3 separate regions of the Homo sapiens genome follow, and regions 2 and 3 are each linked to region 1. Evidence: chromatin loops called from intact Hi-C (ENCODE). Cell type or tissue: mammary epithelial cell. All regions are shown on one strand. Links, peaks and the distances in the headings refer to the core of each region. The heading gives the core; the rest is flanking DNA. Region 1 overlaps RAB40C (RAB40C, member RAS oncogene family). Region 2 holds the start of MIR5587 (microRNA 5587). Region 3 overlaps CAPN15 (calpain 15).

The links. Hi-C counts contacts between places; a loop is a spot of excess contacts. Peaks named below come from ENCODE experiments on the same cell type or tissue, not always from the same donor. Only the 100,000 strongest peaks of a DNase experiment are listed, where the experiment ranks them.
Region 2: a loop joins it to region 1, with 5 times the contacts of the local background. A loop is called at or near these places in 3 of 110 quality-filtered maps.
Region 3: it touches region 1 in a loop (12-fold over the local background); 2 of 110 quality-filtered maps call a loop at or near these places.

What each region holds. Positions count from the first base shown.
Region 1 is chr16:609,020-613,607 of GRCh38, reverse strand. The region is part of intron 1 of RAB40C (RAB40C, member RAS oncogene family); the gene reads right to left. It overlaps LOC124903618 (a long non-coding RNA gene), which reads left to right. Exons shown (of 2, transcript XR_007064934.1): 1 at 1-2,754; 2 at 3,918-4,588. Among named protein-coding and RNA genes, the nearest start is that of WFIKKN1, 20 kb to the left of the region's middle. RefSeq lists an enhancer at 2,212-2,341. In mammary epithelial cell, for the core only: a CTCF peak has its summit at 2,337 (motif pointing right); a DNase peak (open chromatin) is centred at 2,487; H3K27ac peaks cover 312 bases.
Region 2 is chr16:533,987-538,574 of GRCh38, reverse strand. CAPN15 (calpain 15) reads right to left here. Exons shown (of 14, transcript NM_005632.3): 2 at 4,577-4,588; 3 at 2,433-2,546. It overlaps MIR5587 (microRNA 5587), which reads right to left and starts at 3,259; the gene lies at 3,207-3,259. In mammary epithelial cell, for the core only: no CTCF peak of the experiment used is centred there; a DNase peak (open chromatin) is centred at 2,834; H3K27ac peaks cover 344 bases.
Region 3 is chr16:544,998-549,585 of GRCh38, reverse strand. CAPN15 (calpain 15) reads right to left here. Exons shown (of 14, transcript NM_005632.3): 4 at 1,299-2,769; 5 at 385-593; 6 at 115-298. The coding sequence starts at 2,747. Among named protein-coding and RNA genes, the nearest start is that of MIR3176, 4.0 kb to the right of the region's middle. RefSeq lists a silencer at 3,602-3,769. In mammary epithelial cell, for the core only: a CTCF peak has its summit at 2,393 (motif pointing left); no DNase peak of the experiment used is centred there.

The DNA.
Region 1 (4,588 bases), core at 837-3,336:
GTGAAAAGGCATTCCACATCATCGTTCAGCAGAGAAACCCATCCAAGCCACCACCGCACCACGATCCAGCCTCGCAGAAAAGGGCAACTGGCAGCAAGTGCCAGCCGGCGTGCAGAAGCCAGGCCCTCCATCCGCTGAGTGTGCTGCGTGCTGCTGCACTGTGCTCTTGATTCTACCGGCCAGGGCGGCAGTCCTGCTCTTGATTCTACAGGCGAGGGCGGCAGTCCCTGCTCTTCAATCTAAAGACGAGGGCAGCTGTCCCCTGCTCTTGATTCTACAGGCGAGGGCGGCTGTCCCTGCTCTTGATTCTACAAGCAAGGGCAGCTGTCCCTGCTCTTGATGCTACAGGCCAGGGCGGCTGTCCCTGCTCTTGATGCTACAGGCCAGGGCGGCTGTCCCTGCTGATTCTACAGGTGAGGGCGGCTGTCCCTGCTCTTGATTCTACAGGCCAGGGCGGCTGTCCCTGCTCTTGATTCTACAGGCCAGGGCGGCTGTCCCTTGCTCTTGATTCTACAGGCCAGGGCGGCTGTCCCTTGCTCTTGATGCTACAGGCCAGGGCGGCTGTCCCTGCTCTTGATTCTACAGGCAAAGGCGGCTGTCCCTTGCTCTTGATTCTACAGGCCAGGGCGGCTGTCCCTGCTCTTGATTCTACAGGCCAGGGCGGCTGTCCCGTGCTCTTGATTCTACAGGCCAGGGCGGCTGTCCCGTGCTCTTGATTCTACAGGCCAGGGCGGCTGTCCCTGCTCTTGATTCTACAGGCGAAGGCGGCTGTCCCTTGCTCTTGATTCTACAGGCCAGGGCGGCTGTCCCTGCTCTTGATTCTACAGGCCAGGGCGGCTGTCCCTGCTCTTGATTCTACAGGCCAGGGCGGCTGTCCCTGCTCTTGATTCTACAGGCCAGGGCGGCTGTCCCTTGCTCTTGATGCTACAGGCCAGGGCAGCTGTCCCTGCTCTTGATTCTACAGGCAAAGGCGGCTGTCCCTTGCTCTTGATTCTACAGGCCAGGGCGGCTGTCCCTGCTCTTGATTCTACAGGCCAGGGCGGCTGTCCCGTGCTCTTGATTCTACAGGCCAGGGCGGCTGTCCCGTGCTCTTGATTCTACAGGCCAGGGCGGCTGTCCCGTGCTCTTGATTCTACAGGCCAGGGCGGCTGTCCCTGCTCTTGATTCTACAGGCGAAGGCGGCTGTCCCTTGCTCTTGATTCTACAGGCCAGGGCGGCTGTCCCTGCTCTTGAATCTACAGGCCAGGGCGGCTGTCCCTGCTCTTGATTCTACAGGCCAGGGCGGCTGTCCCTGCTCTTGATTCTACAGGCCAGGGCGGCTGTCCCTGCTCTTGATTCTACAGGCCAGGGCGGCTGTCCCTGCTCTTGATTCTACAGGCCAGGGCGGCTGTCCCTGCTCTTGATTCTACAGGCCAGGGCGGCTGTCCCTGCTCTTGATTCTACAGGCCAGGGCGGCTGTCCCTGCTCTTGATTCTACAGGCCAGGGCGGCTGTCCCTGCTCTTGATTCTACAGGCCAGGGCGGCTGTCCCTTGCTCTTGATGCTACAGGCCAGGGCGGCTGTCCCTGCTCTTGATTCTACAGGCAAAGGCGGCTGTCCCTTGCTCTTGATTCTACAGGCCAGGGCGGCTGTCCCTTGCTCTTGATTCTACAGGCCAGGGCGGCTGTCCCTGCTCTTGATTCTACAGGCCAGGGCGGCTGTCCCGTGCTCTTGATTCTACAGGCCAGGGCGGCTGTCCCGTGCTCTTGATTCTACAGGCCAGGGCGGCTGTCCCTGCTCTTGATTCTACAGGCGAAGGCGGCTGTCCCTTGCTCTTGATTCTACAGGCCAGGGCGGCTGTCCCTGCTCTTGAATCTACAGGCCAGGGCGGCTGTCCCTGCTCTTGATTCTACAGGCCAGGGCGGCTGTCCCTGCTCTTGATTCTACAGGCCAGGGCGGCTGTCTCTGCTCTTGATTCTACAGGCCAGGGCGGCTGTCCCTGCTCTTGATTCTACAGGCCAGGGCGGCTGTCCCGTGCACACTCACAAGTGAAACAACACTCTTCAGGGAGGCACCGCGCTCAGGCCGTCAACACCCTTCCCGCACCTCCCTCCTCCGGTGGTTCTGTCAAGCAGGGACACAGGGACGGAGGGGCCTTGGTCATTTTGGTCCTGGCTGTTGAAGCCCCCATGAGGCTGACCTGAGAGGCCAAAGTTGGACACCACGATTGCCACAAAGGCCATAGCTGCTTCTCCTTGACGGTCACCTCGACGTGCCAATGTGGCCAAGCAGGCAGGCGCCAGCAACACCCACAAGACAGATGCTGATGGCCCGGGGACTCCCCTAGGCCACCCCTAGATGGCGCCATGGCCCAGGGCCACCAGGAGCCATGGCTGCTGCAAAAGGAACGGGGATGCCGGGAAAAGCCTGGGGACCACGTCACCCACCCACAGAGCCGGGGCCTCTAGAGCACCTTGCTCTTGAATCAGAGGCTGCTCTGGGATGCTCCTCCCGCTGGACGTCTGCGTCCCACCCATCCTGCAGGCTCCGCACCCGGTTGCCCACGGTGCGCGTCAGAACAGGATTCTCAGCAACAGTGAAGAGGAAAAGTGTAAGAAGACTATGAAACAACGTCCCCATGGATACCATTTAGACACAAACAGCGGCCTGTTCTCTAAGCACAGTCAGCCGAGTGTCTTGTTCCCAGCAAGCCACAGCCACTGACCACATGGAGCCCTCTGACCACACAGGGCCCCAGGATGTCACTCTGGAAAAGGTCTGGACTCTCAGAGGGACAGGTGTCAGGATCCTGGGGAGGGGGCCCTTGGCCTGGAAGGTCTCAATTATCCAGGCAGGGTCAGGGCAAGCAGGTGACGGGGTGGGGCAGGGCGGGGTAGAGGGAGGAGCTCCTGGAGGCACAGAGCAGTGACCCAGGAGAGGCCTGGAGCCCGCGCTGGGGGACGGCGCAGGGGCAGGGGCAGTGGGCTCCGGCTGCAGAGCTCAACACTACCCCATAAGGGGGTCCCTAGGCATCAGCTGTGACATATTCTCTTGGTGTGCTGTTCATTTTTACCTCCTGTTGAAATGTCTTTTCAAAAATAAGCTAAGCTAATACCCGGCTCAGTGAAAAGGCAAGGGCGCCAGTGAAGGTCAGCTGCTCCGTGCAGGCCCACTGAGGCCTCACGCAGCACCAGCAACTCCTGCCACCCTTCCCCCTGCTCTCCTCCTCATCTGCTGGGTGCCACAGGCCTTGCTCACCACCTCAGGTTTACTGTTCCCAATAACCCTCTTGTTCATCTAGCCCCAGCCAGGCGCTGCCTCTCAGCCGACCTGAACACAACCCCATGAGACACACGGCACTGTCCTGGTCAGAGCCGCTCCACAGGACAGGCGCTCTGACCTCAGGGGACAGAGGCAGGGAGGTCAGAACACCTGTCCTGCCACCAGAGCAAAGCCACCGGCGCCTCGGCTGCTGGTTCTGTCTACCGCACAGGGTGCCGCTTCCCCACCAGCTACAGGAGACCAAGTCTCAGCAAGCGGACTCCCAGCTGGGCTGGTATGAGGCTACATCTGGCCCTGGCCTGGCACCCGAGCCACCAGGCTGGTGCCGTTCACATCCCCACCCTCCCGTGGGACCCATTCTGTTTCCTAAAACCTTTTAAGGCATGGTCTTTGACCACATTGCTCTGGGTGGTCTTTTTCGTACTCTGTGGCCCTTGCAGTCTGGAGACACATCCTGACGTGCCTCAGCTCCCCCCTCCAGGCACACAGCTCCCGCCCTCCATCCTGAGCCGCGCCAGCCAGGGTGACCTCTGCAGGGACTGCCCAGTTGTTTTTTAATCTCTTTTTGTTCTATTTTCTGGGAGATGTCCTCAACTTTCTTTTCTAGCCCTTCTATGGCTTTTTTAAAATGTGCTGCTTATTTATAATTTCTAAAAGCTCCTTCCGGTGCTCTGAGCGTTCCCCTCTGGCAGCGTCTGGCTCTTCATTCGTGGATGCGGTATCTCTGATGACGCCAATGGTAAGATGTCCTTCCCTGAGCTCTTTTCCTGCCTGTCTGGGTCTTTCCTCACATTCTGGTGACCCTCAAGGACAGACCCTAGCCAGGAAGCTGGTGACTCTGGCTTCTAAGTTGGGGCTCTCGGCGGCGTCTCGTGGCCGCTTCTTTTGGGCTGACGGTTATCCTGCCATCATCCTGCCACGGGCTCCCATCTGCATATCAGGAGGCCCTGAGTTCCCAGGCAAGGAGGGGCTTGCTCAGGCCACCCTGTCCCCTGCCACCCTGTCCCCCACCATCCCCAGTGGTGTCTGCTGTCCACGACTCAATTTTCCCAGAGAATAAACCTCCTGTGCTCCCTGCTGGGAACCACACCAGGCACTGCCCTGACCTCCCCTTCCCCTCACATGGCATTCCAAGCAGATCGCATGGCCCCTCACCCAGCCGTGGCAGCACCGCTGTTCCCAAACCATCAAACCTCTCTCACCTATCAGTCCACGTTTTTATTTTTATTTTTTGAGAAGGTGTCTCGTTCTGTCACCCAGGCTGGAGTGCAGTGGTGAGGCCAAGGCTCACTGCAGCCTCCAACTCCTAGGCTCACGTGCTCCTCATA
Region 2 (4,588 bases), core at 1,363-3,862, 76 kb after region 1:
TGTGGTGATAACGTTCGCCTGAACCACTTCACTCGGCACGAGGGTCCGTTTTCTCTGAAGGTGCTGGGGTCGTGGGAGGGTTGAAGCATTGCGGGCCCTGCACCCTGGAGACCCTGCCATCCTGTGGTGGCTCAGGCCTGCCCCGTAGGCAGAACGGTCACAGGACACACGGGGCCAGTGTGGGGTGCGGACCAGAGCCCAGCCCTAAGCCTGGTCCAGCCCGCAAGTCAACAATGGCTTTTACATTTTTAAATGGTTGGAAAAAAATCAAAAAAAAAAACAATACTCTGTGAGAGGTGGGAGTTCCATGAAATTCAGGCCTCGGGGTCAGCAGGGCACAGCCTGGCTCACTCGCCTGCAGGCGCTTCTCCACAGGGACCACCCTGTACTCACACCTGCCCTCGAAGGGGCACCTGGCGGCCACGCCGGAGAGCGCCGCGCAGTGTGGACGGGGCCACGGGAGTCGTGGCGGATCTCCTGGTATCCACGTAAGACAGGTGGAAAGGAACAGACAAAACAAGCCTTGGCGACGTGCTCTGTGTGATCCGAGGTATCTGAGACATCGCTGCGTCCGTGTGAAGCGAACGTAAAACATGACGGAGACATCCAGGACCCGTTCTCCAGGCCGGGTCTCTGGACGTGCCACACTACAGGCCCTGCAGCCACCAGTGCTGGCGGCCTCCACAAGGGGCAGCGCTCAAACATGCAGGACGCAGGCGAGGTCCACGGGGTCTCGAATGCCACACGGAAGCAAGGCCGGGAGCCCAGCACGCACGGAGCAGGCTCGCTAGCAGGGAGCCCACGCATCAACCCAGGGCCTCTCGCGTGGCTACGCCAGACGCCGGAACCACCCAAACGGCCCCTGCGTTCCCCAGCCCAGGCCACGCAGGAGTCCCTCACGGGAGACGGGTTGGGCATTTCCGACACTCCCCTTCTGTAGCCAAACCCTGAGCGGGTCAGGGCGGGGCAGGGCTTGGGTGGGAGCGGCGACTAGCGGAGGTGCCACGGGACAGAAGCTGCTTGCACTGGGCCCTGAGCTGGTTTGGCTCTGACAGGAGCCCTGCCCGTTCTGTGTGAGGACTGCACACCTGCCAGGGCCAACCTCAGCTCCTTCGCCACTCACCCACCCACGCACTCACCCACGTGGCACCTGGGGTCACGCGTGCCGCTAGAAACACAGGCTCCTACCAGGCCCCGCCTGCTCCTCACTGATGCCTTTAGGCCCAAGGCAGAAGTGGTGCCCAGCTGCACCCAGGGCAGGAAGCGAGCTGCTCACCAGCCTCCTGCTCCCCTGCGCTCACTCAGAAAACCTTTCTTGAGCTGGAGCCAGTCTCAGGCAACTGACCCTGTGGGCCCCATCTGGACAGGAGGGAGGCCTGTCCTAGGAGAGCAGGGACAGCACAGTCCCCTCCCGTGGGTGCTCGGAAGAGAAGAGAGGACCCTGCAGAGAAAAGCAAACGTCCCTGTCACAGAGGCTGGACAGCTGGCTCTGTTAAGCCCTCTCCGGGGTTTTTCCAGCACACGCCAGGGGATCTCCAGAGATGGTATCGCTGAACCGCCCCGATCCGCTGCCAGAGGAGTCAAGAGCCCCGTGAGGGGTGCCGGGGGCCCTGCCCTGGCTGGCGAGGCCCACTAAGGAGCAAGAGCTCCCGGGACACAGCTGCCAGCCACGTGCCAACCTGAGGGTCCCATCGCAAGGGTGACTGTGGGAAACTGGCACCGATGCTCTTCCCGAAATCCACCCTGCTGGCCTTCCCGAGTGCAGCTGTGGGTCCTGGGTCCCCCTGTGTTCCGTCCACTCATGATGGACAGATGCTAGTACAGGATGAGCAGCTACGGAAAAGGCTCCCAGGCCAGGTGCAGTGGCTCACGCCTGTAATCCCAGCACTGTGGGAGGCCGAGGTGGGTGGATCACGAGGTCAGGAGTTCAAGACTAGCCTGCGCAAGATGGAGAAACCCTGTTTCTACTAAAAACACACAAAAAATTAGCTGGGCGTGGTGGCGGGCGCCTGTAATCCCAGCTACTTGGGAGGCTGAGGCAGGAGAATGGCCTGAATCCGGGAGGCGGAGGTTGCAGTGAGCCGAGACCGCGCCACTGCACTCCAGCCGGGGCGACAGAGCGAGACTCCGTCTCAAAAAAAAAAAAAATAGGCTCCCAGCCCGCGTTCCCCTAGAGGGAGGGAACTGCATTTAGGAGGAAGACTCCGATGGGAGGGCCCCAGGAAAGAGGAGCAAGAAGTGGTGGGAAGGAGGGAGGGCAGCACCAGCAGCCACCCCCAGGGACAGCGCCCAGCCAGGGCTGACTGCATCTCGGCCGTGGGTGCTGGCTCCGGCCAGACCTCGGCAGGGGGGTTATCATGTCCAGGGCCACTGAGGACAGCAGGGACAGGGCCTGCTGCGGCCAGCCAGAGGCTCTTGGGAGGAACGCTCACCTGCCACTCCCAGGTCCGGCCCACCTCAGGGCCTGGGCACACGTGAATCACCCAGTGCAGTGGCCCCGAGGACGCAGGTCAGGTCAGTCCGTGGTTCCCATCCTGGCTCCCTGTCTGAATAACCGGGGGGGGGGGGGGGCGTGCAGGGGCACTGTCACCAAGGAGTGTGCCCAGGCCAGGCCGAGGGACAGCAGGGTGAGGCCCCCGCAGAGCATGCCGAACTCTGACCCCTGACCCCAGGGACATGCCCTGGGCCGCTGCTGCTCCTGTAGGGCCTGCCGCCGGCCAAGCATCTGTGCTGCTCCCGTGAGCTGCATGTGCCCCCCGGGCCTCTGCTGTGGGCCAGGCTGTTTCAGGTGCTCGCGAATGGGAACCAGCAGGAGCCGTGACCACAGGGCTGACTCTCAGGGCGGCGCCTCAAGAGTGGCCGTGACTCATGACTGCCACAGAGCCAGGCTGCAGCCACGCCCGCCTCTGGGCTCCCTGGAGGGGCAGGGTGCGGAGGGCCCCGGGCTGTGTGGATCCATGCCTGACCCCCACAAGTCCAACTGTGCAGCTCCCCGCCCTCCCTGGGAGCCGATGCCCTAGTTTTAAACGGGGCGGTGGCCTAGATCCAGCCTCAGAGAATTGCAGAGGTGAGGCCGCCACTGCCCTGTGGGGACAAGTGGTTAATGAGCAGGGCCAACTGGCCGGTCCCTGTCCTGTATGCCACACACACACCCCGTGAGGGCAGCAAGGAGCATCCAGCCAGGGGACGTGCACGAGAAGGGCCAGGATGATCACACTGCCCGGGGCTCAGCACAGGGCTGAGTCCCGGAGGTGACCATTGCCGCCCCGCTCCATCTGCGGCCACTGAGGTCTGCTGGGGGTCTCTGGTGCTGGCCTTGACAGCCCACCCGTGGCAGGACAGGGTCTCGAGGTGCCTCTCGGTAGGTGGTGGGCTCAGTGGGGGTGACCCGTGGGGACGGAACGCATGCTCCTGAGGCTCCAGTGGATGCAGGCAAAGGCACCTCCCGGGGTCAGCGTCCCTACCTGGGGAGCTGGGAGCCCACATGGGAGCAGGGCTGGCACAGCGACCCCCAGCCTTGCGCGGGCGGCACCCACAGCTGTGTCCACTCCGCATACACTCCTCACTGTCTCGCTAACTAATCATGTACACGGCTGTACCCCCGAGCCCTCCCCTGCCCCGCAGGTGACACAGGCGTGTCCCACTCACACAGCACCTGCTCCTGGGCCCTACATCTCCGTCAATCTTTCACAGAGCCATCTTGCCACCATGGGAACCACAGCGACCCCAACAAGGATGCCCCGGTGTCACCCCTGCCCGAGCTGGGGGTGTGGGGGGCAGCAGATGGAAAGCGGGGGCCCCTGTGTCCAGGCAGCTGGTGGCCTGGCCTTGCCCCACGGCAACCCCACTGCGCCCTAAAACTGCACCCACCAGACCAGAGGCTGCTGGTCCAGGCAGGAAACAAGAGCCAGCCACTACCGGGACGAAGCTCAGTCGGTGCCCACAACCTGAAGACAGGCAACTCTGCCTTTGTCCCCACTGACGCTAAGGCCCCTGTGGAGGAGATGACCCCAAGGACAGGAAGCTCCTGCATGAGTCGGGTGGGAGGGCTGAGGACAGGGCTTCCCATCGTCCCTACAAGAAACAAGGCCAGGGCCCCGCCCTGGGGGAGGACGTGGACTCCGACCGCCCGCCCCAAATGACAACTGGCAGGACAGCATTCTCCAGAAACAGGTGCAGGCCGCTCCCCAGGGACCAGGCACCCTCCTGGCTGAGGATAGCGGTGGGGGCCGTGCACAGGCTCCTCACCAGCCCCAGCCCCAGCGCTGCCGTGGGGATGGGGAGCTCCATCTGGGGGCCGGGGCCACAGCACAGGGGAGGTCCCCAAAGGGACAAACACCCCTGTCGGGACCCCGGGCCGCCCTCACCGTCGCCTCCCACGACAGGACCACGGCCCAAACGGCTGGGAGAACGAGGCTCTTCAGGGCAGGCAGGGCTGCCGGCCTCCAGGGGTTCTGTGAATCAAGGGCTCCGAGAGGCCCCCCAGCCGTGGGCACTCCAACCCTGCTGCTCCACAAACAGTTCTGCAGCGCAAGCAAACCCATAAACGAGCCGCAGGGCTTGGGAACAAACTCACCTGAAGCTGCAG
Region 3 (4,588 bases), core at 990-3,489, 64 kb after region 1:
CGCCCGCCCCCCACACTACCCGCCCTGGGAGAAGAGGAAGCAGCCGGCCTTGTTTTCGGGGCTGGGGTCAGAGGCTGCCCCTGCCGCCCGTGCCCACCCTGCAGGCCGCCCCACCTGTGAGAAGAGGAGGCAGCCGGCCTCATCACAGGGCAGCATGTCGTCCACCAGCACCGTGGTCCACGTGCCGTCCTTGCACAGCCGCACCTGGTAGGCGCCCTCTGCACACAGGCTGCGCGTGACCATCACCCGCTCCACCAGGTCCGGCCGCTCCGCCAGCACCGCCAGGGCGCTCAGGAACCTGCGCAGAGCCTCAGGGTGACCTCGCGGGGACCGCGGCCGGTCGCCCGCCCACCCGCCCCACCCCGGCCTTGGAGAAGGCCTCACCAGCAGTTCCCCAGCAGCCCCTGCAGGATGTCTGAGGGCCGCAGTGTGTGGAACACAGACCACGTGGCCCTGTGGTCCCTGAAGACGGAGCAGTTGATCTCCTGGGGTCGCAGCCACTGCCTCACACGCTGCTGCACGCTGTCACCCGCGGGGAAGCCGACAGACTCGGGCCCGGGAGGGAAGCTGTCATCCACGAAGCTCACATTGTTCTGCAGAGACCACGGCCATGTGCTCAGGCTGGGCAGGGTGGCCTCGCTCCACCTGGCAGGGACAAGACCCCACCCAGGAGAGCGCCCAAAAGCACTGCCTGAGCCCCAAAGGGACGGGTGGAGCGTGGACAGCCACAGACCTGGCGCCGGCCCTGTGTCGAGGAAGCCCTCAGCCCTAGTGGAGAGGCCACCGGCTGGCGACAGGTGAGGAGCAGGGGACGTGTGGGCCCAGGGGGACAGCGCAGCCCCCAGTGGGTGGCAGCACGACTCTGGCCCTGGCCCTGCTGGGGAGGGTGCAGGCTGCGCCCCAGTTGACCCGTGGGTGATGCCATCCTGGACTCTAGAGGGCGGAGCACGGGTACATCCCGACCTCGCACTTCAGCGGGGTCTCCACGCTGCCCCTGGGAAGCCCTCGCCTCCTGCGGCACATCAGACGGGGCTCGGGGCCCTCCTGGCCACGGTGGAGGGTTGAGGGGGGTGAAGGTCGTGCATCTCGGTCACCAGCAAGGACCAAGGGTCAGGAGGCCAAGCTGGACCCCAGGGCCATTGGGAGCTTGGAGCCTCGGGGCGGAGGGTGCTGCCCTCCCCATCACGTCTTAGGCCTTGTGGGCTCCTCCCCAGCCCATCGCCAGAGCCCAAAGCCTAGGAAGGGGAGGGCGGGAGCAGGAGGCTCAGGAGCAGGAAGAGGGCGAGGGGGCGCCTCACCTCCCGGCAGAAGGCCACGATGTTCTCCCAGAGTGCCTTGGCCTCGCCCTCGTCTGTCTGCCGCCGCTGCTCCACGTGCATGCTCTCCCTGCGCCTCAGGGGCGCGGCCCCCCGCCGCTGGGCCACCAGGAGCTGAGGCGTGTGGCAGGCGGCGCAGTGCTTGGCCCGCAGTGCGTTGAGCAGGGTACAGGCAGGGCAGGCCCACTGGCCCGGGCGCTCGGGCAGGACGCGGGCGGCCTTCTGGGCCGAGGACACCCGTCCGCAGCTTCTGCCGCAGGGGCTGGGCTTGTCGGCCCCACAGTCGGGGCAGTGGGTGGGGGGCTCGCCATGCTCCTGGAAGCCGTGCAGTTTGGAGCAGCCGCAGGCCGAGCACCTGGGGGCCACTGTGGGGTTTCTGAGCGTGCACTTGGCACATGACCAGGTGGTGAAGTCGGGGCTGGAGGGGCTGGCGGGCGTGTAACGCACGGTGTCTCCGGCCAGGTCAATGATGTCACTGCCCGAGGTGGAGCTGCCGGCCTCTACGCGGCTGGTGCCACCCTCCGTGGCCTCTTCCTCCAGCACACTCAGCCGCTTGCCAGACAGCAACTCTGCTAGGCGGGAGGCCCCAGCCCAGCCCGAGCCCTGGGGGGCTCCCCTGCAGCCGGCAGAGGGTGACGGCTGGGCAGCCTCAGGCACCGGTGGCTGCAGCTGGGGGGGAACCTCGCGTCGGCTGCGCGGCACGGGGTTGTTCTGCAGGGTGGACGAGAAGGGGCTGAAGGGCGGGACCCTGGGCGGCTCTGGTTCGGCAGCTGGGCCCTGGCTGGTGGCTGGGGGGTTGGCCTCGGCACCTTCCCCGGGGAGGCCAGGTGGAGGCGCGGCAGGCACGACGTGGAAGCCGGCCGGGGCCACCACTTCCGGGACCACCAGGGCCTCAGGAGGGATCCGTGGCAGCGAGAGCCTGCGTGGGCCCCCGCAGACGGAGCAGGAGCTGGCCACGGGCGTGTTGTGCAGCGTGCAACGCGGACACGCCCAGCCCCCTCTGGGCTCCGCCGCTCCCTCCTCCTCCTCCTGCTCCTCCTTCTCCTCCTCGTCCTTGTCCTCGCACTGCCCCCTGGCGGGCTCCGTGGCCACCAGCCCCGCAGTCCTCACTGGACCTGCTTCCTCCTGGCAGCTGCCCTTGGGCTCCCCCAGGATGGCGGGTGGCTTGGGGAGGACCCCGTTGAGGACTGGCAGGAAGGCAGCCCCAGGCGCAGGCTCCGGGGTGAAGCCGCACACCTCGCAGGCCTCCTTGCCCAGGAAGTTGCGGAAGGTGCAGCGGGCGCAGGGCCATTTCTGCTCCTCCACGCTGAGCCGCAGGATGTGGTTGAGGTCGGGCTTGTGCCGGGGAGCCTCGCAGATGGAGCACTGGCGCTGGCCGGCCGGGTTCAGGAAGGTGCAGCGCACACAGGACCACTCTCCGACCGTGGCCATAGACCCGGGCGAGTGGGTGTGGCTGCAAGGGAAGGTGCTCATCAGGGCCACCCTGTGAGGTCCTGAGTGGCTGGACCCCACCCTCCTCTCGGCCTGGGGAAGGCACCCGTCTGTGGCTGCAGAGCTACGGGGCCGAGGGCCTAGGGCTGAGCATTTGAGGCAGGCGGCGGTGGGGGCTGCCTCCACCCAGAATGGATCCATGGCTCAGGGCCCCTCTTGCCCGTTGGAGGCTCAGCAGACCCCTTGAGCCACACAGGATCCTACAGAGAGGGCTGAGCACCCCACAGCCGGGCTGCTGTTCCAGGGCACTGCTTTCTCTGTCACCAGGCCTGTGGACGGCAGATAGCAGGGGGTCCCGGCCAAACTCAGGACCAGGTCGTCCTGGGCGTGGAAGAACAGGTGCTCAGACCTACGGAAGGGCAGGTGCATGGGCCGGGGCCTGGGGAAGGCACAGGCTGATCTGAGCAAGGGGCCTCCCCACACCACAGCACAGCCTCCGAGACAGACTGGCTGCTCTGCCTGGCAGAAAAATCAATTGTTCTTGTAAATATGGCCTGAATCTTGTGCTCCATCTAAACCCTTTTGGTTCAGGAAGAAAGAAAACCTGCCTCTTCATAAGAAGCACAAAAACAAAAAGTCTCCGCGAGCAACACGGGTGTTCTGTGGAGCCGAGCGAACTCCGTGATGCTGCCTTCCCTGCGCTCAGCCCCGCGTGGCGAGGGCTCTGAGCTGCCCCTGGCAGAGTGGACGGGGGTGGACTGGGCCCGGCGAGGCTCAGGGCGTCCAGCTGGAGCAGAGAGACCCAAGGCCGGGAATCTGCTCTAACAGCGGGCTTCTGTGAAAGCCCAAGCAATCTGCCCGTAGACAGCCAGGCCTCTCCCCGCCATCACCACTCGGAGAAGGGCATGGATGCAGCTGTGGCCGGCGGGCTCCCGGCCGCACCTGCACGTTCCTCGGCCTGGCTGCCGAGGCGGCACAGCCCAGGCGTCCGGCCTGGGCCCCTGTGGGTGGCACAGTGGCCATGATCTTTGCAGCCCCCACTCCGGGAGGTGCCTTCACAGACTCTGCACCCCGCTGACCGCAGGTGCAGGCAGAGGTGGGCTGGGCCTCCTGGGACACACCCTCCCTTTGGCCCTGTAGTTGTCACCGACTAGCAAGGACAGCCTCACCAGCTCCAGAGAGGAGAATGAGAACCCGGGTCCCCAGGACCAAACAATCGCCAGCGGGGTGTGTCTGCTGGGAGACACCTTTCGGAGTCATCCTGGCAAAACCCAGGTGGGTCAGGAAGACGTCTGCACTTCAGGAGGGTTTCAATGAAGTCAGAACAAGGCCTAAAGTTCAAACGTGGCCCCGGGACACGGGTGAGGAGGGCGAAGGCAGGCCACGGCCCTTCTGTGGCTGGAGACGCTGAGGGGAGTGTCACTGACCCCGCAGTCTGCGCTGTGCCGGCCTCTCTCGGTGGGCCGAGGTGGAAGGGGGCCAGGGGTCAGGGGTCAGCGGTGGGAGACCTCGGCAGGGCCCCCACCCTCCCTGCCCTTCTGCCCTGGTTCTGGTCTCCACAACCCCCCAGCCACTCTAGGGCCACCCTCACCTCTGCAGGGCCTGGGCAGGTTCATGGGCTCAGAGACCCGAAACCCTTACAAAGATGTTGTTTTGAACTTTAGAGATGGGGTCTGATTGCCCAGGATGGTGCAGTGGCTCGCGCACGGCTCACTGCAGCCTTGACCTCCTGAGGCCAGACCGCCAAAGCCTGGAAGTAAAAGCTCGCGTCAGGAGCCCAAAGACCCAAAGCCAGGCCTGAGCGAAGCCCTTTTGGAATTCTCAACCCAGAACGCTCCTGA